Linked DNA regions of Mus musculus: region 1 is linked to region 2. A link is a contact called in ENCODE Hi-C or POLR2A ChIA-PET data. All regions are on one chromosome and are shown on one strand. Each heading gives the region's core, a stretch centred on a gene start or an enhancer-like site at or near the end of the contact. The rest is flanking DNA. Distances are from core to core; before and after follow the strand shown.

Evidence for each region. A loop is a pair of places that touch in the nucleus more often than their neighbours do. ChIA-PET counts read pairs that join two places held with the same protein, here RNA polymerase II (POLR2A).
Region 1: POLR2A ChIA-PET joins it to region 2 with 19 read pairs in Patski. The contact joins the promoter of Mettl23 here to the promoter of Snhg16 in region 2. A Hi-C loop is called at or near these places in 1 of 37 maps with a recorded cell type or tissue (T-helper 2 cell). POLR2A ChIA-PET finds 5 or more read pairs at or near these places in 3 of 5 experiments (Patski and embryonic stem cell).

What each region holds. Positions count from the first base shown.
Region 1 is chr11:116,841,823-116,845,039 of GRCm38, reverse strand. It overlaps Mettl23 (methyltransferase like 23), which reads right to left and starts at 1,525. Exons shown (of 5, transcript NM_028865.3): 1 at 1,266-1,525. The coding sequence starts at 1,433. It overlaps Jmjd6 (jumonji domain containing 6), which reads left to right and starts at 1,591. Exons shown (of 6, transcript NM_033398.3): 1 at 1,591-1,975; 2 at 2,320-2,708. The coding sequence starts at 1,847.
Region 2 is chr11:116,670,378-116,673,547 of GRCm38, reverse strand. Snhg16 (small nucleolar RNA host gene 16) reads right to left here and starts at 1,888. Exons shown (of 5, transcript NR_027821.1): 1 at 1,792-1,888; 2 at 1,193-1,384; 3 at 810-884. It overlaps Snord1c (small nucleolar RNA, C/D box 1C), which reads right to left and starts at 1,043; the gene lies at 966-1,043.

The sequences.
Region 1 (3,217 bases), core at 276-2,775, 170 kb before region 2:
AGGACTATACAGAGAAACCCTGTCTCGAAAAACAAAACAAGACAAACAAACAAAAAAATTCCTTAAACAATTTAACTCCAGATGTTACCAAATCATTCATATGGCTATTAAGACACTCAAGTGCAGTATTCTGACTTATGAAGTCTGTACCCCATGCCTTCTTGTCCTTTTCCTAGTTGTCTATTAATGCCCAAACTTAAAAAGATCCAGGTTATTAGTATCTTCCAACTCTGCTTCACGCTTATTTGTCCTGAAATATTTCTCTGTAGTACACAGCCAAGAATCTCTTCTCTAATGTTAGAGGCTGCTGGGAGGGCGGAGGAATACACCTTTAATCCCAACACTCCAAAGGCAGAGGCACGGTGAACCCTGAGTCCAGACTGGTTCACAGAATGTGTTCCACAATAACCAGGGATACATAGAGAGACCCTGTCTCAAAACAAAATCTCTGCTTCACTTGTGTAGAAGTCTGGGAAAAAAAACAAACAAACGAGGACTGCTACAGGTGGCAGCATTGTATAGCAGAAGGCTATACCTTCTGCTCCCCTTACTATTGCCAGGGACACCTACCTACCTATGGTCCAGCTGCCTACATTACAACACGAAAATCCTTTGTAAAACCCGACTACCTGGGAAGAGTTAGTCAGTTTTAGAGTAGCTATGAGCTCGGAGGGAACAAGCCAGTGCCGATGTATAAAATTTTATTGGGGTGTTGGAGACAGGAATCCCTGGTCCCAAAATTTAAACAGCAAAGATTACGGGGTTTGGGATAAACTCAAAAGCACAACTATCATCTATCGTGTATGGATCTTGGATTCGAGCCCCGGCACTGTTTAAGCCAGCATGGTGGCGCACACTCCTAACCCTAAGAAGCGGGAAACGGGGGTTCAAATTCAAAGCCTGCCTGAGCTCAGAAATAAAACAGAGAGTTAGGGCTACCACTCAGTGGCGGAGCACTTGCCTAACAGGCAGAGGTTCAATCAAGAGTACCCGGAGGTTTGGTGGGGAGGGGGGCAGGCCGTGTTAGATATACTGACAGATGCTTTCAAAAGAGTACAAAGTTAGCATCACAGGACAAGACAGCCACTTTCCTGGTGGAATTCAGTGAACTTCCTGGCACTGTCCCTAAATGTGTCACTGGAGCGCACTTAACCCCTCACCGGGCTTCACACCAGACCTGGTGCTAATGAACGAAGCCGAGAACTGAAGGACAACCCACTCCCGCTCCAAACAGGGGGCTCCCACGTGGGTGCCGCCGCACGCACCTGCGGGACGCGGACCTCCAGCACCGCCCGATTGCCTCCGGGAACTGGCTCCTCCCGGAACCGAAAGAGCTGGGTCCCGGCCATGAGGCCGGGCTCGCACGTAGGGGAGTCCAGGGACGCCGGGTCAGGAGGCGGTGCCCAAGGAGCGCGGGGCCGGACACTGTCCATGGCAAACACAGGAAGCCGGAGGCCGCAGCGGGCCCGGCCGGAAGGAGACCGCAGGGAAGCGACGCGCAGACGGAAGTGTTGCGTAGGCCAAAGCAGGGAGGGGCAGGGCGTCGGCGACGCGACCTTCCCAACATGGCGCCCAATTGGCGTGCATGAAGGCGGGTCTGGCAGGTCGCTGAGGCCAATGGCGGACCGCATGAGGCGGTGGGGCGGGGAGGAAGGCCGCTGTTCGCCCAACCCAAAGCTCCGGTGGCGGCTGAGGAGTGAATCTTCTGGAAGGCGACTTTAAAGGCGCCGGGCCGGAGCGAAGGGCGTCTCGGGGCCGCGCCAGCCAGGGAGGGAGGGCGCGTTTGGTGGCAGGAAACGCGAGCCGCGTCGGGGTCGGGGCGGAACCGGACGGCGAGCGGCTCACGATGAACCACAAGAGCAAGAAGCGCATCCGCGAGGCCAAGCGAAGTGCGCGGCCGGAGCTCAAGGACTCGCTCGACTGGACCCGGCACAACTACTACGAGAGCTACCCGCTGAACCCCGCGGCCGTGCCGGTGAGCGGGGCGCGGGACCCCACACGACGGCTGCCCGCCTTCCGAGGGCCGCTGGTCCCCCGATGGGGCCCCGCAGCCCGGCTGTCAAAACTCGCTCGGTCGTGGGAGCTTCGGGCCCCTCCCTCCCGTGAAGGGGTGGCTCCGGGTGCGACGTGCTCGCCCGCACGCACGTGGGCCTCCTTCCGTCCCTCCGGCCCCCTGGAGGAGCAGAGGCTCGCTCGTTCCTTGCTCGTGTGTGCCATTGCTCACGGGTGTCTTTGCTAATTGGCCCTGTGGGACACCTTTATCCGCCACTGGACTTGTTCCAGTGTCCTAACGGGACAGGTCTTTTGTTGTTCCCGCAGGATAACGTGGAGAGAGCTGATGCCTTACAGCTGTCGGTGAAAGAGTTCGTGGAGCGCTACGAGAGGCCTTACAAGCCCGTGGTTCTGCTCAATGCACAAGAGGGCTGGTCCGCACAGGAGAAATGGACTCTGGAGCGCCTCAAAAGGAAATACCGGAACCAGAAGTTCAAGTGCGGCGAGGATAATGACGGCTACTCGGTTAAGATGAAGATGAAGTACTACATCGAGTACATGGAGAGCACCCGCGATGACAGTCCCCTTTACATCTTCGATAGCAGCTATGGCGAACACCCCAAAAGAAGGAAACTTTTGGAAGACTACAAGGTGCCCAAGTTTTTCACAGATGATCTTTTCCAATACGCGGGGGAGAAACGCAGACCCCCTTACAGGTAAATTATTTCACGTTAAGTTTTCAAAAACCATGGACAGTGACAGGCAGTGGTATTTTTGTAAGGCCAGCCTGGGCTACAGAATGAGTTCCAGGACAGCAAGGGCTACACAAAGAAACCCTGTCTCTGGATAAACACACACAAATCCGCAAGCCTGTTAGCAGAACTCTGTCTAACCTTGTAAAAGCAATGAAAGTCTTCCCTACACATTGACCTGTTTATAGTCCTACTTCGGAAGAAGGATTCCATGGGGGTGGGGGGGTGGGGAGGCATCTGGATTCCTCCAGGGCATTTTTTTTTTTTTAAATAAAACTTCATGCATGTATATGTTTTACCAGTCTCTGCCTGTTGGTTGAGGTCAGAACCTCAGGAGCTGCAATTATGGATAGTTGTGAGCCATTGGGATCATGTGAGGTGCTAAGAATTGAACCTTGGTGCTTTGAGGAATTGAGTGCTTCTAACCTGAGCCGTCTCTGCCCAGCCCCAGGTCATTTTAGTGCAACCATTGC
Region 2 (3,170 bases), core at 639-3,138:
CTGCCTTACAGCTGAGCCAGAGTCTTTGGCAAGTCTTTGTAGACTATCAGTGAAATCCCTAAAATGGTACAGGTCACCCACTACAGCGACCCTACTGAAGGGCAGCCATTACCACACCTGCCACTAAGAGGTGACACTATACAAAGGAGTGTCTCCTTTCCCCACCCACATGTACAAAAGCATATGGCTGTCTGTTAAGACTGAGGATTAAAAAAACCTATCTCAGGAGGTGCTTAAACATAGCCAGTGCTCTGGTCTTGCTGTGAGAATGGTCATCAAACCGTTTCTCCATGCCTGCTCAAACCTCGAGGACTCTTAATTCCACTCCATACCCGTCTCATCCACTGACCTGGGTGGAAATGTGTGTATTTTAACACTTTTTACGTGTTCTGAGAGATATCCAGGTTTGGAAGCCAGTGATTCTGTGTTACAGAAGACAAGGCTCTGTGCTACTCCCAGGTAGCAGGCCCAAATCTTTACTTAACCCAATTTCTAGGCCAAAAAACAGCTTGGTGGCTAAAGGGGAAACCAAACTCACTCAAGTCAACCAGACACATAGATGCAGTGGCACACGCATATACAAAAGAAACAGAACCCACTCACTGAACGTCAGTTTACTTAGCAGTTGAGTGAGGAACAATTTTGTATTCACCAATGTTAAATGCAGCTTGTGAGAGTGCTGAGTAAGGAGGACCACGCCCTCCTCTGGACAATCAATCCCCAACAACCTCTAACCCCACCCCCACCCCAAACCTAACAACCAACCCTTCCCAGCTACCACAACCCCTGCGACTCTATGAAGCTCTTACCAGGCGCAGGCATCCTGAAGGCCCTTGTGCACCACCACGCCTTTCCATGATGCTTCCTGGAGACAACACCTCCGTCTGAAGGAGTAATAAAGAGATCCCACTTCATTCTAACAGAAGCAACCTTACTGTGGTCATTCTCAAAACAGACCTCAAAACGTCGAGCCTCAGTAAACCATGACTCTTCACAAAAGTGTCATTTCAGACAGGGATAACTTAAATCATCCTCAGCTCAACCAGCAAGAGGCCCCCCAAACCCCCCAGTGCCAACCCAACTCATTTTTGGAAATCCGGTTCTGGCAACCACGTTGAGTTGCAGAACGACACTCTATAGCCCCAAATTACACCGGCACAGACCCTCTTCTGGACTTGTTTGGAACCCTTACCGACACGGGCTGCAGAGGGCTCAACGCGCATTCTTCTGGCTGAACTTGAGAACTATGTCTGAGGCAGATGCCCACCATCTACCTATGCCTTCTGACGGGTGGACCACACCGAGCCCGTTGGCTTTCAGGGATCCAGCCATTACTTCTGAGACGGAACCTGCATCTTGTCTCCCGAGTGCCAAAAGGCAATGCCTTCGGGGAAGGAGAAGTTATGCCGCGTTAGAGCTAACGGCTTTCAGTTTTCAATCCCGTTCATGACAATCTGTAGTTAGCAGGAGTCACTCGTGTTCACTTAAGGCCACCACCCTCAATGGAGACCCCAGGGAAGACAGAGCTGAGCACATGGCTGGCTTTGGGTCACAGAGAGAAGACCGCTCCCCGCCCCAAGAGAAGGGAGATCGAAGACCAAAAAGGGCTTCATCCCGTCCGCATCAAACGTCTCGCAGTCTGGGGAGCATTTCCTTAGACAGCATCTCAGACCTCCTAAGGCCCACAATAGCAAAGGAAAGGGCTGATCGTCGACACGTCACCTCCGGAGAGAGCAAGCGTGTCGACGGTATGTGTAGGAAAAACCTCATCTTCCCTTTTCCACAACTTACCATCACCCAAAGCTTAGGCCTTTCAGGGAGAACACCACAGACCCGCGCGGCCATAACTTCCAAACACGCGGCAGAGGACCTCGGAAAGGACGAGATCGCGCTTGCGCGCAGTCTTCCCGTTTTCCCTCCCCTCCGCAAGTCTCGCCGGAACTCTCGCGATGTCGAGAATGGTTTGATGGGAAATGTAGTTCTAAATCTACCGTTGCCAAGAATGGGTCGTCTCACCTCACATTGAGTGAAGAGAAAGGGGTAAGATGGTGGCAGCCACCAGGGGCAGCAGAGGGTTCGGGGTAAGGAGCTTGGACTGTGAACTTCGGCGGTCCCCCGCTAAGTCTGGGGAGGTGGAGAATGTTCGAGGGTTCAGGGACCGTTGAGGAAACTGAGGCTCGTTAATTGTGCTGCAGATTTTTATCTGGGGTGGAGAAATGTCACTTGGCTTAGTTCCTTAGTGAAGTCCAGGGAGAGTCCCAGGGAATGGGCAGAAGCTTTTAAGATGGGGGCGAGAGCGGGTTCCGGCGGCAGGGGGCACTCGAGAGCTGCAGGGGCGACCGTCAGTAGCAGCAGCAGCAGCCCCAGGTATTCGCCTGCCTGTGGCACTGTTCTCACAGGGAAGATACAATGAAATCGGCGCTGAGGACTAGCCGGTATAAGTTGGAGATAAAAACCATTTTAATAGAGGGGTTTAGTGTGAGGATTAGGAGAAAGAGAAGCGCTCAAGAAGAATGCATACCCAGGGTGGGAACTGGCTCAAGGAGAGTTGCAATTGATTGTGTTAGCCATGTATAATTCTAGTAGCTCGTGAGTTACATCTTAAAAGGTTGCTAGGAGACACCCCCTCCCCACTTTCTTGCTATCTTGGTAAGTGAAATAAGTGTGCTGGCCCCAGAGAAGCGTTGGATGGAACTGTAGGCACAAGTCGCTAGGGGTTGCATGGGGGTGGGGGTGGTGTAATTGGTGAGGGTCGCTGAAAAATTGTAGTTTAATATCTGGGAAGGGCAAAAGGGCCTTCAGCAGTTGGTAATTATGCCAGAATTCTTGTTTCTCTGTTGGCAAGAGACTTGACAGGATTCCTGAATGAGGGACCCTCTTCCTCTATCGTGGGCGTGTTTTCCATGTCTTTCGATCCTGCCTCGTTCGTTTAGAGTATCATTTTGCATGGGGCATCTTGACTTCATTTTTAAATAGGACAAAATGGCAAGGCAGGGCCAGAACTTATACCTATTTACAAGCTAGTTTAAATTTACAAGATCTAGAGCCTTTTATTCACAACCCTCGCCCGGTCCTCCAGTCCTCCTCAAATGGAACTCTGTAGCATTTAGCCTGTATCATCTTTTTAATGTGGAAATCTGTTACTCACTCTTAATGACCATATCCGTGTA